Regions from separate parts of the Homo sapiens genome. Here region 2 is linked to region 1. Evidence: read pairs that join two places in POLR2A ChIA-PET (ENCODE). Cell type or tissue: OCI-LY7. All regions are shown on one strand. Each heading gives the region's core, and the rest is flanking DNA. Links, peaks and the distances in the headings are about the cores only. Region 1 overlaps LOC105376265 (a long non-coding RNA gene). Region 2 overlaps STRBP (spermatid perinuclear RNA binding protein).

Region 1 (13,193 bases), core at 2,233-10,232:
AAGACACTGGTGGAATGGAGAGAGCAGAGACTTCCAGTTCAAATTCTGACTCCATCACTCAGGCAAATAGCTAATCCCCCTGATCACCAGCTTCCTCAAAGGTCAAGTGAGGACAATTGTTATACTTCGCAGGATTGCTGCGAAGATGTGAGAGTGTATGGAAAGTATCTGGTTCAGGTACCTGATGCAATGTGGGTGCTCAATAAATGCTCATTACCCTTTTATAGCCCTGTTCCCCTTGTGGGGTGGCAAGGAGAGGTGGAGGCTTCTGGAAGACAAAGCTCAAAGATGGAGTCCACTAGGCTAGGAAATAGCTTGGCAGCTGGAGTGAGAGCAAGGGAGGATTCAGGGGTGGCAGAGATCAAAGCCTAAATTATGCAGATTATTCCTTTGTTCCTTGTAGTTTGCACTTGCTTTGGTGCCTCCTGGGGTGTGAGGAAAGACAAGCTCACATCATATGCACACAGATACACAAAAGTACACAGGGACAAACATACACATGAACCTAAATGCACATGAAAATAAACCCCACCACAACACACACAAACACACATATGCATGCTCACAAGTGTGTGTATGCACTCTGAACACAAATTTATCTACGTGTTCAGGCAATTGTTCAGAAGCTCATGTGCTCATGAACATGTGTAAATGCACAATCTTGTGTGTTCATGCAAGCACATATACACACACACATGTTCACAACCACTAGTCCACACAGGCATGCATAAATGCTTGTCCACATGTGTGCACACTCCCTTTTCAAATCCCCAACTCAAAATAGAAGCATAAGGTGCAACATTTGTGCCTCTCTGTCGTTGAGAGAGAGGAGGCTTTAGAAAGACAGCTTTGCAAAAGAATGTAGAGAAATTGACAGGGATTCCATGCATTTCAGGAAAGGTTAAGAGGTGGAGGGTGTCCAATAGCAATAGCTGGATGAAAGGGTACAGAGGAAACTAGTTCAACCAATGTGGAAGTCAGTGTGGCGATTCCTCAGGGATCTAGAACTAGAAATACCATTTGACCCAGACATCCCATTACTGGGTATATACCCAAAGGACTATAAATCATGCTGCTATAAAGACACATGCACACATATGTTTATTGCGGCACTATTCACAATAGCAAAGACTTGGAACCAACCCAAATGTCCAACAATGATAGACTGGATTAAGAAAATGTGGCACATATACACCATGGAATACTATGCAGCCATAAAAAATGATGAGTTCATGTCCTTTGTAGGGACATGGATGAAATTGGAAATCATCATTCTCAGTAAACTATCGCAAGGACAAAAAACCAAACACCGCATGTTCTCACTCATAGGTGGGAATTGAACAATGAGAACACATGGACACAGGAAGGGGACCATCACACTCTGGGGACTGTTGTGGGGTGGGGGGAGGGGGGAGGGATAGCATTAGGAGATATACCTAATGCTAAATGACGAGTTAATGGGTGCAGCACAGCAGCATGGCACATGTATACATATGTAACTAACCTGCACATTGTGCACATGTACCCTAAAACTTAAAGTATAATAATAATTAAAAAAAAGAAAAAAAAAAAAAGAAAGGGTACAGAGGATAAGGTGGGTCTATTAGGGGGAGGGGATAACCCAAGGCATCCACTATCAACCTGAACCCAAATTAACCAAAGGTTTATGCCAGAGTCCCCCAACCAATTGATCACCATACTAGTCACAGCCAAATAAGGCTCAATTATGAACACGTAGCACCTCTGATAGGTCAAGCACTGTTTGAAGCCCTTTACACGTATTAACTTATTTAATCCTCAACAATAATAAGGTAGTTTTTTTCTTTCAATTTTCAGACTGGGGAAACTGAGTCAGGGTACCTGGCCTCTCCAAAAGATGAGACACCCAGATTCAAGCTTGACTTCCAACTTTTGACTCCTTCCCTAAACTTGTTCAGATGCCATCTCCAGATTCCCTACAGACTGGTCCCCTTCTGAGGCAGGAGAATTGCTTGAACCCAGGAGGCGGAGACTGCAGTGAGCCGAGATCGCTCCACTGCACTCCAGCCTGGGTGACAGAGTGAGATTCTGTCTAAAAAAAAAAAAAAAAAAAAATACCTCTATTTAAATTTTTTTATTGCCTTTTTTTTTTTTTTTTTTTTGAGACAGGGTCTCACTCTGTCATGTAGGCTGAGGTGCAGTGGCATGATCACAGCTCACTGCAGCCTCAACTTCCAGGGCTCAAGAGATCCTCCCCACCTTAGCCTCCCGAGTAGCTGGGACCACAGATGGGCACCACTACGCCCGGCTAACTTTAAAATTTTTTTGTAGCAATAGGGGCTCCCTATGTTGCCCAGGCTGGTCTCAAACTCCTGGGCTCAAGCAATCTTCCCACCTCAGCCTCCCAAAGTGCTGAGATTACAGGTGTGAATCACCTTGTCTGGCCTTAAATTGGTTTTGAGATGATTATTTTGGAGGTATTTTAAAATAGCAATAATCCCATCTAATCAGATATGACCAATATTAGCACTTAGATGTATCTTGGAAATCTGTTTTGTATAGCTAATTATTCTCTCTCTCTCTGACTCTATTCACATATATTTATATATGTACCTGCATTTGGTATATATAAAAAATGAATAAATTTTAAAGGGATTACCAAATGCAAGTTGTTATCTGTATTTTAAAATTTAGTAATATATTAAACACATGTTTACACATCCATAAATGTAATTCCATAATATCAAACAACTTTTTTCCAGTGTGTTAAGAAAATGCAGTGATAGGCTTTCTTGCTCATATACCTGTACACAATTCTTTAGTATTTTCCTTAAAATATCTGAAGAATAGAATTATATATCTTTAAAATAAACTTCATTGAGAAATTACACATTTTAAAGCATTTTGATATATATTGCCAAAATGCTCTTCAGAAAGTCTTAACAGAATTGTACTCACATTTGCAGTATACAAATGTTTCTCTTACCATATTGTTGCTAGTACATATTGCGTATTAGCAGGTTTTATTATTCTAAAGTTCACGGACTAAAACATATCATCACAATCTGATTTAATTTACATTGTAATAATTAACAAGGTTGTACTTTTTTATGTTTAATACCCATTTGTATCATTTCTACATTCATGGATTTCCTTTGCTTTTTTAAATTTAAAATATAATCTCATTGCTTTGTTTAGCTTTTTAACACTACATGTTAATTGCAGAAAATTTAGAAAATAACAATATAAGAAATAAAACAAAACTTAGTCAGATACTCAGCCATATTGTAGATTTTTTTTAGAAAGAGAGATTTAGAAACAGAAATCACATACTTACCACATATACCAAATAATATTATGCCCTTTGTAGCTTTATAGACTGCTTTTGAATTATAGAACAGTTATTTTCCTATGTTATTAGGTATTGTTTTTAAAACATGATTTTTATATATGCACAAATGTATTTATATCTTAATTTACTTGATAATCGTCCTAACTTGGACACATAGGTTTCTTCCAAGTTTTGCTTTCATAAATAACAGAGTAATAAACATCTTTATCCTCAAGTTTTTTCATCTTTTACTATTATCCTCAGGATAAATTCCTGGAGGAAATGTTTCTATATAAAAAGTCATGAAGAGGTTTTTGTTTTGAGGCTTTTGATATATATCGTCAAACCCTATTCCAGCGTACACAGTCACCACCAAGTGGAAAAGTGTCTGTTTTGCGGCACTCTTGCCAAACTGGGTATTAAAATGTTAGGTGAAATTTGGCACCTCATTGTCATTTTCATGTTTGTTTCTTTGCTTACAATGAGCCTGACCATGTGTCTTCTGTTTCCAATCTAACAGGCCGCAGCGGGGAGTGGAGAAAGTGGGTTTTCTATGCTTGGCTTTTTCCTCCACCACTTGTTACAGAGTTGGGCAAAATGTTTTTAAACCATGTTTGTTAATTAGAATTTTAAAATAATTTTAGTAATGTTAATAGCTTTCACTAAAAACCTACCATTCTTTTCAGCCTTCAGCCTTACCCTCTTATAAGTCACTCTCCACATATCATCAGAGTGGTCTTTCCAAAACACAGACCTGATTGTTTCACCCCCTCTGCCTACAACCTTCAGTGGCTCACTATTACCTACAGGATAGAGTTCAAGCTCCTTGTCCTGACATTTGAAGCCTTCATGGTTTTACCTCAACATTCCTTTCCAGCCTCATCTCCTATAGATGCCCCAGACCTCCCCTTCCTGATGCCATGACTAATGTGTTACCCACATTACTCCTACTTGCTGTTTTTATTTCAGATGTAAGGCCTTTGTTCACACTGTTCCCCTTGCCTGAAATACCTTCTCTCTTTTTCACCTGGCAAAGGCTTTCTGAGCCTTTGAGATTTAGCTCAATGTCTGCTTTCCTGCTTCCCCGCTTCCCCGAAGAGAGAGCACTTTGGTCCTGTCCCTGTGTCTCATAACACAATGTTCACATCTCGTCATTATTTGTGCGTGTTCCCAGCTCCTCCACTACACTTTGAGTCCTTAAGGGCAGGAACTTAGCACACACATTTACCTCCCCGGTGCATAGACTAGCGCCTGGCAGAGAGTAAGGGCCTTGGAAATGTTTGTTGTTGGAGAACTGTGTCTCTCAGATAATTTAATATTTGATTATAAAGCTCACACTCTGGCACAAAAGCTGTCATTGAAGACATATAAATTAAAACACAAAATTCCTCATCAAAATGTCTCCCAGGAATGGCTGGGTCAGAGCAGTTGGCTAGCTGCTAAGGTGTTTAATAAAACCCCAGTTAATTAACAAGAAAAAGATTCCTTTGTGGTTTGCTTCACGGCGGAGGACAGCAAGAAGCTTATGCTGGAGACAGGTCTGGGTTTCATTTCAGGTTTCTTTCAGAAATTTTAGGGATAGAAGAGTAAAGGGGAGATAGGAGCTGTTTTTGACCCAGGCCAAGCTACTGAAGGGTTGCCCTAATTCCCCTGAGTCTGCAGTTCCCAGTCCGCCACACACTCTTGTTTCCCTGATGCTGGGAGAATAAATTAGTGCAATCTCTTTGAAGAGCAATGTGATAGTATGACAATGTGTACCCACTTTGACCTAGCATTCTACTGCTAGGAATCCAAGCTACAGAAATAACAGCTCAAATATGAAAGGAAATGGGTGTGATGATGTGTTGTTATTTCATTGCTTGGGGTAAGAATAAGCAATCTAAGGCCGGGTGCGGTGGTTCATGCCTGTAATCCCAGCACTTTGGGAGGCTGAGGCGGGTGGATCACGAGGTCAGGAGATCAAGACCATCCTGGCTAACACGGTGAAGCCCTGTCTCTACTAAAAATACAAAAAAATTTGCCAGGCGTGGCGGCGGGCGCCTGTAGTCCCAGCTACTCGGGAGGCTGAGGCAGGAGAATGGCGTGGACCTGGGAGGCGGAGCTGGCAGTGAGCCGAGATCGCGCCACTGCACTCCAGCCGGGATGACAGAGCAAGACTCCGTCTCAAAAAAAAAAAAAAAAAAAAAAAAAAAGAAAAGAAAAGAAAAAGAAAAAGAAAAAAAGAATAAGCAATCTAAGCTTTATCCAACTACAGAATCCACGGAAATGTTATAAAGAATAAGGTAGATTTGTATGCTCTGAGATGAAAGTGACAGCAGATACAGGATTCCATTTTGCAAAATAACAACAAAACTTTGTACATGAACACACACACACACATACACATACACACAGAGTTTGCCAAGCTATTAAGAAAGATCTAGTAGGATACACATCTAACTTCTAGGGAGCACATTATGGAAGAATCAAAGGAATACTTTCATTGTTTATTCTCACAAATATGTATTGTTTCAATTTTTACAAGCATTTATTAATTTTGAAGTTAAAGAGAAAATAAAGCACTTTATAAAGCTGGTTCCCAACTATCTTTTCAATTCTGACTCACATGGCTTCCGAATCGTGTTTTCTTTTTAAGCATATCCTATCTATTATGTGGTTTGATTGTCACAACAGACCCATGGTACATATCATTATTATCATTTCCATTTTACACATCAGGAAACTTGAATTCATGAATTCTGGTCTTCAATGCATCAAATTCACGATGAGAAAAGACCATAGCCAATGGTAGTACAAATGCTAAGAAAATAGCACCCTCTATTCTGCTAGTGAGAGAATAAATCCATACAAGCCTTCTAGGGAGCAATTTGACAATAACATATCAACATTCTTTAAAATCTGCATATCCTTTATCCTAGCAATTCCTTTTCTGGAAATTTATCCCAAGGACATAATTAAGGATGTGCACAGAGTTTCAGCTACAAGGATATTCATTTAAGAAGATGCTTACGATACTAAAAAATTGGAAACCACTGAAGTATCCAAGAATAGAAAATTACTTAAATAAATTATGTTCCATTCATACAAGAGAATACTATAAAGTCATTAAGTAGCAGTGAAAAGGCATATTTAATGGCAGGGAACACAATTCATGATACATTTTTAAAAGTAGGTCACAAACAGGCCTAGTGCAGTGGCACATGCCTATAATCCCAGTACTTTGGGAGGCCGAGGCAGGAGGATCACTTGAGCCTAGGCATTCGAGGCTGCAGTGAGCTATTATTACGGCACTGCACTCTGGCCTGGGTGACAGAGTAAAACTCTGTCTCTGGGGAAAAAAAAAAAAAGTAGGTCACAAACAGTCCATATTACATGAGTCCATTTTTGTTTTTGTTTTTTAACATATTTAGGCCGGGTTGCAGTGGCTCACACCTGCAATCCCAGCACTTTGGGAGGCCAAGGCAGGCAGATCACTTGAGGTTGGGAGTTCAAGACCAGCCTGGCCAACATGGCGAAACCCCGTCTCTACTAAAAACACAAAAATTAGCCGGGCGTGGTGACACGTGCCTGTAGTCCCACCTACTTGGGAGGCTGAGGCAGGAGAATTGCTTGAACCCAGGAGGCAGGGGTTGCAGTGAGCCAAGATCACACCACTGCACTCTAGCCTGGATGACAGAGAGATCCTGTCTCAAAAACAAAAAACAAAAACAAAAACATATGTAATATGCTTTTTTTAAAAATGGAAGAAAAACACACCAAAATGTTCATACTAATTACCCCTAGCGACTGAGAATACAGGAGATTTTTTTTTCATTTTCTCCTTTTCTTAGCTGTATTTTCACGACTCCCTCCGGCTAAATTTCTTACAATGAAAATGCATCGCTTTGAATAAGACAAAAATTGTATTGATTTGTTTTCAAGAAGATGCATCTTCTTATTCCTCCCCCGAAGCAAGTTTTGTAGTCTTGCCTATGTGCCTCCTTTCCTCCTAGATCAATGACCTATCCATAGCTACCCCGGCATTCTATAAAGCCAGCTCCTCCAGGAAGTCTGCCATGATCTCTGCTGGCTGCTGGGCTTCCTAGCTTACATTCAGCTTTCTGTCTGCTTGCACGGTAGTGTGACACTTACTGCCAAAGCCTGCTGGGATATGGCTTATCAGCCCAGGAAGCTTAAGGCATCCCCAAAGCGGCTGCTCAGTCCCTGTTTCTTTAAATAGATCTGGCTGCTTACAAAGCAGGTATTGGAGTGCCTAAAAGCCCAGCGGCCTTCAGAAGCCCCTGCCTCTGGCATTCGCTGGAGACTTTCCCACTCAACTGGTGTCACTCTGTTCTTCATGCTCAGCTTACAGAAGCCTTGGCTCGGTCTCAATGCTTCCCGCACCCTGTGGCTCCCCTTGCCCCGGCCACTGGTCTACATGTGCTTTGGAGTTCACCTTCCGGTTGCATTGATGCTCCAGATAATAATCAAAGCCATCTCCCCCAGGCCCTCAAACCCTGCGCCACTCACCCACACAAAGACAGGGGATGATAAAAACCATAGTTCTTGTGTGCTAAGCACCTGCTATATGCTTGGCACTTTACATGCCTATCTCCTTTACTCTGTAAAAATAACAACCGTAGCTATCATTGAGTCCTTTTTCTGTGCCAGCTACTGTACTCTTTATATGCATCTGCATTTCCCAGAGTATGAAAGAGAGGCTCAGAGGAGTAAAGTGAGTTGTCCAAGGTCACAGAGCTAGTAAGGAAGTGGTGGTGCCTCGTTTCAAACCAACCCTTGTCTGACTGCCAGCCTCATGCCCCTAATCCCTACCCTGTGCTGCTCTTATAACCACCCTGTGGGATAGGCAGGAAAGATGAGAAAACTGGGTTTCAGCAAGGTTAAATCTCAGTTCAGGGTCATTTTAACACAGCGTCAGAGGGACCTGAGAGCTTGCAGTGAGAAGATGCTGGTCTGGGTAAGGAACTGGGTGAATAGGAAGGTCACAGAAGGTGAGAGTCTGGTGTGGGTGAGGAATGGGGCTAGGTCCTCCACCAGGGAGGCAGGGATCCAAGGCTGGGCTCTAATCCTGGCAGGAGAAGTGCAGGCTGGGAAGGCAGCTTCCCAGGGCTCCCCTCCACCCCGGAAACACTACCCACCCATCTGGGACAGCATAGCCATTTCTCGATCATATCTGCCATTGTCCTTTGTCCCGGGGCTCAGGGACCATGTGGGGTTGTGTGTGCTGACAGAGGTGGAGGAGGGGGACTCAGGGCCTCTGGTGTCTGGGAGGCTCAGATAGGCCAGGGTGTTCTCTGTTCACCTGCTGGACACTGGGCTGCTATGCTCAGGGGCAATGGCTCATACCACATCTCCTCTATCTGGAGTGTAATAAAAAGATCCAGGTGCCTAAGGCAGCAAGGTGAATCTGGGCCCCAAAGTTCTCGGCTCAAGTCCTGGTCTACCACTGACTTGCCTGGGACTTCAGGTACATCACTTTCTGTCTTGGCATTGTAACAGCTCCTGTTGGGGCTGTGGAGCACTGGTGTGTGGGTAAGTGTTGTGAGAAGTAGAGTCAAGAGTAGCTGGTGTCAGCTGCCACGGTAGCTGCGATCCTAGCACTTTGGGAGGCCAAGGCAGGTGAATCTCTTGAACTCAGAAGTTCAAGACCAGCTGGAACAACATGGCAAAACCCTGTCTCTACAGAAAATACCAAAAATTAGCCAGGCATGTTGGTGTGCGCCTATAGTCCCAGCCACTCTGGAGACTGAGGCTGGAGGATTGCTTGAACCCAAGAAGTTGAGGCTGCAGTAAGCTGTGATTGTGCCACTGCACACTCCAGCCTGGGTAACAGAGTGAGACCCTGTCAAAAAAAAAAAAAAAAAAAAAAAAAAAAAAAAAAAAAAAAAGCAGGTATGTGACTTTGGAAAACAGTCTGGCAGTTCATCTAAAAGTTAAACATAGCATCCCTGTATGGCCCAGCGGATGCACTCCTAGGTATACACCCAACAGAAATGAAAACACATGTTCACACAAAAACTTTTACACGACTGTTCATAGCAGCGTTATCCACAGTAGTCAAAAAGTGGAAATAACCCAAAGCCACCAACCAATGAACGGATACCAAAATGCAGTATTTCCACATAATAGAATATTATTCAGCCATAAAAAAGAATGAAGTACTGATGAGTGTTATGACATGGAAGAATCTTGAAAACAGAAGCTAGGCACGAAAGGTCACATACTGTATGATTCCATTTTTATGATTGGCCAGAATAGGCCAATCCACAGAGACAGAAAGTAGGAGCAGGGGAAATTGGGGGAAGGGACAGCTAATGGGTACAAGGTTTCTTTTGGGGTATTGAAAATGATCTGGAAATAGTGATGATGGGTGCACAACCTTATGAATAGAATAAAAACCACTGAATTGTACACTTTAAGGAAGAATTTAAATGATAGGAGAATGGTTTGTTTTTGTTTTTGAGACAAAGTCTTGCTCTGTCACCCGGGCTGTCGTGCAGTGGTGCGATCTCAGCTCACTGCAACTTCCGCCTCCCGGGTTCAAGCGATTCTCCTGCCTTAGTTTCCTGCGTAGCTGGGACTACAGGCACCCACCAACACGCCCGGCTAATTTTTGTATTTTAGTAGAGACAGGGTTTCACCATGTTGGCCAGGCTGATCTTGAACTCCTGACCTCAAGCGATCTGCCCGCCTCCGCCTCCAAAGTGCTGGGAGAATGTTTTTAAAAGAGAGAATAGCGAGCATTTCCTTCTCCAGATTCCATGCTAAGCACTTCCCATGTGCCTTGTGTAATCCCCACATCAAACCTAGAAGAGAAGAACCCTCATTATGCTTATTTCATAGGTGAGGAAACTGAGGCAGGGAGCGGTTCAATAGCTTCCCCAAGGTGGCACAGCTCTGGTGCCACATGCAAATGCAAGGTCAGTGTGGACGGCATTGCACCTCCACTGAGACCACAGGGTACTTTGTACAAGCTTTTCCTGTGGACAGTCTCCTTGTTCATCTTCCCTATCAGCCCATGCGGGCCTGGAGAGCAGACACCTTATTCAGCGACTCCCCACAACACAGCTCAAGGCCTGGCTCATAGACGTCTGTTGAATGGAAGGAGCACTGCACTATCTTTGCCCTCTCGGCTGGTTTGCAGAGAAATCGACTTTTCACAAAAGCACAGCATCCGCTGTGAAATCTTCAGGCTGCCAGAGGCTGCTTCACGCTCACCCTGAGGTTGCTGAGATGAGAGGCAAGAACCACCTCAAGTCGAGACAAAATGCATTTGTGGTTTTGAAGGAAAGTCGTTAGAAGACAAAGTCTGTCTTCCAAGGCCAAGGTTGCTCCAATTCCGTTTACTTAAAGTAGAAAGAAGACAATCCCTGCCCCGATGGGTCTGCGCTGGCTTGTAGGAAGGAGAGATTTTGCTGAGTATCCAACACTAACCGCAGGAGAGAGCAGAGGGGAGACAGTGGGAGCCAAAGCAAACATTCTGAAGTCAGAGATAATGGGAGAAGGTAAGAGGAAGAATAGGCTTGGAGGCCAAGCAGGAAGCAGGTCTGAAAGGAAGGGTGGGAAGGCAGGAAGCGTCCCGAGCACTTATGAGAAGATGGCCCTCCAGAGTCTGAGGGGGAGGTCTTGGAGGAACCTGGGCTGGCTGAGCTGGAGTCACAGCTGGCCTGGCCAAGACTCCTCCAACAGTCTGCTCCTGGGCCTCCCTGACTTGGGCCTCTCCCTGTCCTGTCATCCTCCATTTGAACCCAAAGTGTCCTTTCAACACACAGATTGTTCCTGTCCCAAAACCCTTCCACGGCTCCCCACTGAGAAGCATTCAGACGAGGCACTCCAGGCCTCAGGGTCCAAATGAAGTCGCAGGCCAGGTGCGGTGGCTCATGCCTGTAATCCCAGCACTTTGGGAGGCCAAGGCAGGAGAATTACTTGAGTCCAGGAGTTTGAGACCAGCCTGGCCAATATGGTGAAACCCCATCTCTACTAAAAATACAAAAATTAGCCTGGCGTGGTGGCGCACACCTATAATCCCAGCTACTCAGGAGGCTGAGGCACGAGAATCACTTGAACCCGGGAGGCAGAGGTTGCAGTGGGCCGAGATCATGCCATTGCACTCCAGCCAGGGTGACAGAGCGAGACCCTCCCTTTGTCCTTTCAGCTTCCCTTCCCCACTTCTCTCTGTGGCAATCCCCTAGGATCTCATGCACCAACCTTCTTATTCTTCCCCAAGTGAACTCCGCCTTTCTTGCTTTTTCCGTATTTTCTCTTTTTCCCAGATATGTCTCATCTCCTCCAATAGCCCCTTGTGGGACTATTTTCTCCACTTCTTTGAATCTCCCTCAATGTCTAATCTGGGGCTGGCCATGGACGCATGCTCAGTAACTACCAGAAAAACGAATCCAGTAGCCAGAAGGATGGAACACAGAAGGATTCTGGGCAACTGACCTGCCTAGTTCACGCTTATAGAGCTTGACGTGTTAGGCCGGGTTCACAGGTTTGCCAGGAAACAGACCCTGGGGAAAGGGTGGGGTCTAAACGGCATATCTGGGAGGTGGACGCTAACACAGAGTACGTTTGAGGGTAGCCACCTTTCTGAGCACCTCCGGCTCCATCCTGCTGAGGTCCTCTAGGAAATGGGAGAAAGCACAACTTCTAGTTGTCCCACCTGGAAAGTAAAGGATGCTGAAGTATTTACCTCCCGTCTCCCACTCACCTGGCTCAGGGCAGTTCCTGGGGTGTTTACACCTGTGGCCTGCTCCTGGCTCAGGCTGAAGGACACCTGTGGTGTGAGAGTCACAGATGCTTGCAGCAGGACCCCATAGGCAGGCTCCAGATGAGTGGGAGGGGATCAGACAGGCCCCCACTCTCCCAGCCTCTGTGCCTTTGCTGTGCTATTCCATCCCTGAACTGCCCTCTTCCAGGTCTCTTCTCCACTAGCAGTGAGCTCCTACACCTCCTTCGAGGCCCAGCTAAACGTTCTCCCTCTGGGAGGCTTCGCCTGACCACCCCAGAAGAGTTAGGGCCTCTCTCCCATGGACTCCCACCAGCACCCTTCCTCTCTCTTTTTAAATTTTATTTTATCATCATTATTATTTTTTTTGAGACGGGGTCTCATTCTGTTGTCAGGCTGGAGTGCAGTGGCACGATCTTGGCTCACTGCAGCCTTGACTTCCTGGGCTCAAGCGATCCTCCCACTTCACCCTTCTTCTCTTATCACTTTGTGCAGTGGCTCCCACAACAGCCACCCGCTGTTATCACCTTGCAACTGTGGTCTTGTCTGCCTGCCTCCCGGACTGCGAACTCTGCAAGGGTGAGGTCTCTGTCTGATTCATTGTGCCCCTAGCAGCAGCAGAGAGAAGGTGTCCTGTGAGTGACTGCATGAGAACAGCTGAATGAATAAGCAACAATAATAACTAACTATGTGCCCGACTCTGAGCTAACTTCCTTACACGTGACGCTTGTTTAATCTACCCAGACACTTACAAGGTAGGTGCTACTGTCACTGTTGACCTACAGATGAGGCAGCAGAAGCACAGAGGGCAAAAGGAACTTGCCCCAGGGCCCCCGCCCCACCAAAAAAACAAGAAGCTGAGTGAGGAATGATGGAGAGGCCCCTCCCAGTCCCTTGGGAGAGCTGTACTCACCCCCTGCAAGTCGAGGATAGGAGACTATTAGCTCCGCCCATTGGCTCACGATGGCTCTTCAAAGCTGCTTTGGGCTAGGAAAGGATCTGCTGAGTCTGCTGGGAGGATGTAGAGAAAGGAAGATAAATGGGGCAGCAGAGAGGGAGGGTCCTGGAGCCTGCCCACCTGTGAGCAGTGAGTTTGAGGAGCTGGGTGGGGGGTGCTGTAGGAGCAGCCGGGGGTGAAGTGCTGGATGAGGGTTG
Region 2 (8,000 bases), core at 1-8,000, 120 kb before region 1:
GTAATTTTAAGTGATTTCTGGTTTTGGTCATCCTCCTCCTCCTTTGCTCAAAGAAGTTCTAAAAGCATCCTAGGAAAGAGTATGAAGAGAAAAGGTAAGGTAAAACCTCAGCTAACTAACGTACTTAGATAACTGAAAGTTTTGCTATGTTAAGTGCTCGGGAAAAAGATTTTTGGTCCATAAGGAAATAATATCGTATCAGAGACTGGTTTTCCACACAAACACCATGAAAACTGGGCAGGGCAGGAGGGGCGGAGGGTGCTCGGGGAGAAAGGTTTAATTGTAAAAGTCACACTTAATTTCATGAATATTATTAGTAACAATACACTTGCACACATGTGTATATATGTGGGCATGTGTGTACATGTATACATTTTAATCTGAGATTAGTGTACAATCATCATCCCCATTTTACAAGAAAATGTATCTTTACCCAAACATAGATTTATTGTTGGAGAAATCTATTAGCTATGTTAAATTGAAAGATACTTCTCCTAATTTCCACCATTAGTCTTAAGAGTTCACACCTCTTTTACCTTCTGCCAGACAGCATTTCGAAGACCTAAAGGTATTTATATCTTTTTTAGTTTCTTTAGCCTAAAAAGCTTCAGTCTCCTAAAATTTGAGATGGTTTGTATACCCTGTACACCCTCCAGGGTAACCCCCTTGAATACTTGCTAACTAGACAAGAACCTTTTTAAACTGCGATGCTCATAAATAAAGACCCTCACTCAAGAGAGAAACAATGTGGAGTTTACAAAGTTGTGATCTGCACAGAGAAAGCTCTAACAATGCCAACTAAAGCTTGGCCCAATCTTCTCTGTCTTCAAAACAGGAGAGATGTGATAGATTTTCTGAATAAAAACTCCGATTTACTGTTGCACTGGTTCTCAACCCTTTTTCAATGCTGCAACATCTGAGGATGAGGAATATGATCATTCTCATAAGAAACAAGATTCATGAAAGGAACAGAAAGGGGGTGAGGTGGGTGAAAAAGCCACTAGTATGTCTGATTCTGATAATTCTACATGTAAGAGTAACGATGTTTACTATACTAACAGCAGAAATACAGATTAAATGCTAAAACAAAATAAAAATTGAAACGGGAACTTTATTAATATTCTAATAAACTACAAGTATAGTTAGCCAGAAAGCCCATTAATTAGCTTTCCACTTTGTAAAGCTTTATTGCATGTTTAATACATAAAGCTATGTTCCACTCTCCTTCCTCCAAATGATCACAAAAGGATTTTTTTAAAAGGGAGGGAAAGGTAAATAGATTCAACCCTATAAAAGACCAGAAAACATTTCTCCATCAAAATTGAAAGTGGAAAAGCCAAGTATGTTCTGTCACTTTAAAAACCATATATTAAGACAAAATGATAACATAGTGCCCCCAAAATTAATACAGGAGAATGTGCCAATCAGTAAAATAAATCTGAGTGTCAAGAATGGTACTAAAAAATCAGAGATGGTTTTGAGGGTCAGCTAGTGAATATGAAAGAAAATGATCTAGTAACAAAGCTAAGAAAAACAAACTTAGAATTCATACATCTTGAAAAAAAGACCCCTTTTAAAAGATATACAAATAAAAGAAACTAAATTTTAAAAAGTGAGTGGTGGTGGGGAGCATTCAACAATTCACAAGTTTGGACTTAGAGGCCAACATCTATTTCTGTGGCATTGATATGAAGACAAACTAATATAAAATTATCAAAAGCTGTAATTTAATTGGACCACAGACAATATGCATCTGAAACTGAAGATGATCACAGACTCCCAATCAGTGATGCAATGAGTCCTTGGGGTAGGCTGGCAGGGCAGGTCCTAGAATGACCAGAACCCCAGAATGGTTACCTTCATCCCTGAGGAGCCTTCAGCCTTCAGCAGCATCCTCCAGGGAACATGCCAGCATCATATTTTTCTAAATGCATCCCAGTGTAAAAAAGGTTTGGAGACAAGAAATAAACAGTAATTTCCATTAACAGAACAAAGAGGTGGCAAATTAACTGAGTCTTCAGTTTTAAAAATTACTATCTATGAAAGTCTCTCGTTGATAAGAAAGTCTCTTAGTCGCTAGAAAGTATCTAGGCTGTTTTCAATCTTCCAATTCTTTTCTGCAGTATACCAACCCTTCCAAGAACTTTATAATGGTGAGACCTAGCCTGGAAAAAATGAAGATTCTCAGCAAGATACAACGGAAAAGTTTAAGATGGTACCTTAATGGCCATCTTAATTTGGTAAATATATCCTGAGTACAAATCACCAGAAGTTTGCTTTAACTGTGATGAATTAGTCATTGACCCAGAGTAGCAGTACTCATTTTGTCTGTGTCTATCCTATTAGCTATTAGCAATTCTGGTTAATAATTTTTTCAAAGTCACTACCTATTTCACCTTTTTACAAATTCGCCTAGAGGTGCAGTTAAACTGTACTCACCTGAATCTGAATAGGAAGATTATCTTTGACTGTATTTAACAGGGTCTCTGTGGGTTTGTCTTTGCACATTAAAACCAGCTCCAAGTCCATATCATCTTTAATCAGCAAGCCTTTTGCAACCAGGCCAATCCTCATTACACCACACAATGTCCGACCACCTTGATCCCTAAAAATAAAAGTCTGCATGATTACTTTCACAACCTATTTCCCAAACTATAACTTAATCATCACTTGGCTTCCTGAATACTCTTACAAACTGATAAGGGAGTATGTAAATCCAGACATCCAAGTATCCACAAAATTAAGCCTCAGATTTGAGGCTTATAAAGTATCTATCTTCCCTCAAGGAGTCAATGGGGAACGTATTTCATACTACAGATCTTGTAATTCTTTACTACATTTATATTGCTTAAGAAAACTCAAAAATACTGTATTCTCTTAAATATTTTTTCAAATTGTTCTTTTAAATTTCCTTCTGGCCAGGTGCAGTGGCTCATGCCTGTAATCCCAACACTTTGGGAGGTCAAGGCAGGAGGATCATTTGAGCCCAGTAGTTCAAGACCAACCTGGGCAACACAGTAACACCCTGTTGCCACAAAAAATGTAAAACAATTAGCCAGGTGTAGTGGCATGCACCTGTAGTGCCAGCTATTCAAGAAGCAATGGAGAGAGGATTGTTTGAGCCCAGGAGGTTGAGGCTGCACTGAACCATGTTTGCACCACTGCACTCCAGCGTGGGTGACAGAATGAGACCCTGTCTCAAAAAATAAAAATAAACTTCCTTCTGTGTTAGTAGTAATTAGGCAATTTGTGAGGAACATGAATACCACTGTATATTGGGAAAGAACATCAGCACAGAAATCTAAAAGACCTGGATTCTACTCGTAGTGCCTGCTGACTCAGTATCCACAACAGTAAAATGACTATTGGCTAGATGAGCTAAAGTTCCTCCCAACTATATCATTCTAAAGTGCCTCCCTTTCTATATCAGCTTATGGGGAAAGCAGAAAAATGTGATAAAAGTATAGAGCTAAGGAAGGAAAGATAAACTGCCAGCATATGCATTCCAAATCCAGGAGTAGCTAAAAGAGCAAACACTCAAAGAAATCAAGTCATAAATGGTGCATAAGAAAGGTGCTCATCTATCCTTGATTTTAATTCTAAAAGTTTCTTATTGGTTCATTTCCCTTAATCACAAATGAAAATAGTAACTAAGTTTAACCGTCTTTCAACAAATAAGCAAGTGTTTGGGTATGGCAAACATATTTACAGGAGTTACAGTCTCTCCTGCTCCTGAGGCTTACTCTGTAGTTAAGCAACAAAAGCAGTAACAGTTTAAGTGCCCTATTTAAAAGGGGAAGAGAAAGTAACATCTGAGCACAAACAGGTGTCACATATTCTCATTTAAATCTCACCACAAGCCTCCATTTGCAAGACAAGAAATGTGAGCCTCAGAAAAGTTAATTGTTCAAGTTCACCAAGAAAGTAAAATGGCAAAGCCTAAATTCAAACCTAAGTTGTTTTGACCACAACATTCAGGTCCCTTACATTATATGATTGCTTCCCAAGTTCAGAAAAGGGAGAGGTCAAAATTAGAGATGTCAAGCAAGGCAAACTGAAAGTCTGACTTCAGCAGAATCTTGATCTACCTAGATGGGAAACAGTCATTCTAGCTATAAGCAAAGAATCAGCAGAGTTGGGCAAGAATCAGCAGAGTTGAGAATAAAATGGAAAGGGAGAAGGAAGAGAAACAAATTGTGGCAGTGGAAACTAGAAAGGAAGATAAATAATCCAGCCATGGGTTCAGTGCCTGGCACACTTATAGAGATTCAATAAACATTAAATCAATGAAAAATGTTAAAGGTGGTATAAATATAGAAATAAAAAGCATTTTAAAGCAGGTGACCAAGTGTAGGCAATTGTCTGATATTAACAATAGAGAATCAGTCATCTTTGATTTCTTCTTCCTCTGTATCCTTGTCCTCTCATTCTTCCAAGTCTAATATTGTAATGGTTTATAAATTATCCCTCTATAATCACCATCAAACTTGCAAACCAGTTTCTTCAGGCTTTTATTACCTCTCACGTAGACCACCTCAATAACCTCCTCCTTACTGGCCTTTCTGACCTCTGTCATCTCCAAAGTACTGTATACAGCAACCAGAATAATCTTCCAAAGGCGCTGATTGGATAACACTCTACCTACTAATTCATTGGTGTCCCACTGAACACTTGGACACTTACCATATTGGAAAGCAATTTAGAAAATGACATCGCTTCCTGGTTCAAATCCTGGCTCTGCTACTTACTGTGTGACATTGGACAAATTTCAAATAACTTGACTTCTTTTGAGCCTGCTTCCTCATTTGTAAAACAGGAATAATACCTTTCTCACAGAGTGGTAGTGAGAATATATGTTAACAAACTTTGGCCAGAGCCCAACAGATATTAACAGCTCAATAAACAACAGTTATTATTCCTTAAACAGTTCTATACTTTCTCATACCTAGATCGGTGCTGAGATTTATTTTTTTCTTTCACTTTCACCACATGCCAAAACCCTACCCCTATCCATCCTCTGAGCCTATTCCAAGTGCTACCTCCTTCATGGAGCTTTTGCAGATTTCCAGAACCAGCACATCATCGTCTCTCCCTGCTCTGTACTTTCACATGTTATTCACAGGAAACTGAAGAATAGATGCTAAGAAAACTGGATCTGGAGTCAGAGAAACTTCAATATGAGTCCTGGTTCAACCACACATATTTACTAAGTAGCCTTAAGCAAGTTAAAGTTTGTTAATGATTCTGAGTCACTCTTTTTTTTATAAGCAAGTTTGGAGCACAGGAAATTTCACAAGTAAAACAGGAGTGGAGAAAGGAAGATAATAATATTAGAGACTGGTAGATTTGCTGCAAGATAGTAGGAAAAGTATGTGGTACAATAGTTGGCACTCAATAAACAGTAGCTGTTATTAGCTCAGTTATTAAATTCTAAACCATAATTATGATATACTTGGTCTTATCAGCCCACAGGTAGAAGACAGCATGATTGAGCAAAAAATCAATTCCTAATTCAAACAGTTCTGAATTTCAATTTAAAAATTGGAACATAGCAGTTATTGTAAAGCAAGCAACCCAATGTATTTGAATTTACTATATGTGAATTTAAAATTAAAAACAGAATTCTAATATTCCTAATAATACATATTGTAGGACCTTGTATAAGTTATTTGACTTTTGAATCCATTTTGAAAAAGGTAAAGCATTAAGTTAAATTAAGACAGCATAGGTAAAAGCTGCCTAACCGTGCCTGGCAATGGAAAATGCTTAATTGCTTAATAAATACAAGCTACCCCCCACCCATCTCTGTGTCCTTCAGAGTGGTTAACACTCACCAGGTGCACAATATATGTTTATTACCAGAACACAACTCTGTCCTTGGAATACATGCCAGCCTCTGATATAAGAATAGAATCTCATTCTGCACTCCTTGAGTTCCACCACATGGGAAGGATCATAGGCAAGGGCTCACCCAGGGACTGTTCCACAAAACGGAAAGACTGTACATAGACAACCAAGAGCATCCACACACAGAAGTATAAAATCCAGGCCTGGCATGGTGGCTCATGTCTGTAATCCCAGCACTTTGGGAGGCCAAGGCAGGATAGCTTGAGGTCAGGAATTCGAGACCAAATTCGGCAATGCAGCAAGACTCTGTCTCTCCAAACGAAATTCTTTTTTTTTAAATTAGCCAGGCATGATGGCACACACTTATAGTCCTAGCTATTCAAGAGGCTGATGTAGGAGGATCACTTGAGCCCAGGAGTTCAAGGCTACAATAAGCTATGATCACACTACTACGCTCCAGCCTGGGCAACAGAGCACCCTATCTCTAAAAAAATAAAAATAAAAATAAAACTTCAAATAAAAGTATGGAGCATATTATCCTGTACAAGTCTTTAAATCACAGACCTCATCCAGTTAAGCAAGTCTATAGGAGTGCTTTCCAAAATATGCCAGGCTTGAGAAGAAACAAAATTAGAAAATGTATTAAAAAGACATAAACTTCACTGAAATGTATACTTACAATTAGTAAAAATAGCAAATCTTATGTTATATATTTTACCACAATAAAAAAATTTTTAACATGACATAAACATGTAGCAAAGTGCAACTTAAATCTGGAATACGTGACTATTTAACTTGCACAGGAGCTGAGATACATATAGAACTAAATAATTAGATAACATTACTAATGAACATGAATTCCAAATCTAACAGTAACATTTGTACAGACATCATATATGAGAAAAATTACACATTTCCAAGAACCTTCAGTGACAAGACCATGACCAGACACAATGTATAAACTGCCTGTAAATAGTTTAAAAAAATTGTGCTCTTCAGCAATAAAACTGACACACTGATTATCTTTGATCTGAAGATAAAAAAAGTTATACTATCTTTCAGTGAAGAAAATCCATTTATCAATACTTTCCTATTATTATTTACTTATCACACTGATTTAAAGTTAAAAGCTGCAAAAATTCTGTAACCTCTTTCACTTACAAATTATAGCCAAAGCAATGTTTTTATTCATAGAGTATAGTCAAATGAGCTCCATCTTTCAAAGTTAGACACTTATTCCAATCATTGTGACAACTGCTCAAAACAGTAACTTTAAGCTTAGCCTGGCATAAAAAGATTAATGACCTAACTCCAGGTACCATTTCAGTTTCACTAATCTATTATTGTCACACTTAGAATATGCTACTATAATTGTTGAGGGGTGTGGGTCCCATTAGATCTTTATCCAATCCACAAATATACAAAGAGCAGTTATGATATGCAAGACACTGCTAAATTCCTGGGAATCAGTGAGGTAGATACAGTCAAAAATACCTTTAAAATACATTTTCCTACACTCTTTCTTCTACACAAGGATTTTTAAATGCCTTACAAAAATGGTATTTTATGATCTCCCCAGAGATCAAAAACACTACTATTTATTTGAAAATTTAGGAGGCTGAATCAACACAGGAAAAAGATCATAACTTTGAAACATAATGATTTTAAAGGACTTGGTGTTCTCTCAAAAGGGATCCTAAGCAGGTCCATTTTCTTTCTCTGGCTCTAATCTTTATTCTTTACTTGCTTTCCTTTCAAATTTAACTCAGAAAATCTCCATGTAACATTTACTTCCTTGGTTATAGTCTCACATATGCATAAGACAAAATCCAAAAAACAGCATAACACACACTCAATCCAGCAGACCTTAGAGCTTTGCTGTGCACTCTAGCACAGCGTCCCAGAGGTCAGTCCACACTCACTTGGAATAGTTTTCTCCGGCCTCATCTTTCTTCACTTCTGTCTCACCCTCTGTTTTTGTGCCTTTATTTGTTTCATCCAACCAATCTGAGACATGTTTAAGAGCACATTCAACAGTAGATACCATATTCTGAACAGCTTCAAGTTCCTCCGGAGATGGATAGATTGTTGAATGTTTCACCATAACATGGCGATCATCATTAGCAAAAGATCGAATAGATCTCTGTTAGAAG

What was found. Peaks named below come from ENCODE experiments on the same cell type or tissue, not always from the same donor. Only the 100,000 strongest peaks of a DNase experiment are listed, where the experiment ranks them.
Region 2: POLR2A ChIA-PET joins it to region 1 with 11 read pairs; 2 of 35 experiments call an interaction of 5 or more read pairs at or near these places.

Annotation. Positions count from the first base shown.
Region 1 is chr9:123,292,263-123,305,455 of GRCh38, forward strand. LOC105376265 (a long non-coding RNA gene) reads right to left here. Exons shown (of 4, transcript XR_930331.3): 3 at 12,952-13,049; 4 at 12,563-12,646. Among named protein-coding and RNA genes, the nearest start is that of STRBP, 30 kb to the left of the region's middle. RefSeq lists an enhancer at 12,694-12,743. In OCI-LY7, for the core only: no CTCF peak of the experiment used is centred there; no DNase peak of the experiment used is centred there.
Region 2 is chr9:123,171,238-123,179,237 of GRCh38, forward strand. STRBP (spermatid perinuclear RNA binding protein) reads right to left here. Exons shown (of 19, transcript NM_018387.5): 4 at 7,770-7,990; 5 at 2,440-2,605. Among named protein-coding and RNA genes, the nearest start is that of MIR600HG, 60 kb to the left of the region's middle. RefSeq lists enhancers at 3,557-4,268, 4,989-5,048. In OCI-LY7, for the core only: a CTCF peak has its summit at 169; DNase peaks (open chromatin) are centred at 3,084, 3,834 and 4,744; H3K4me3 peaks cover 4,210 bases; H3K27ac peaks cover 8,000 bases.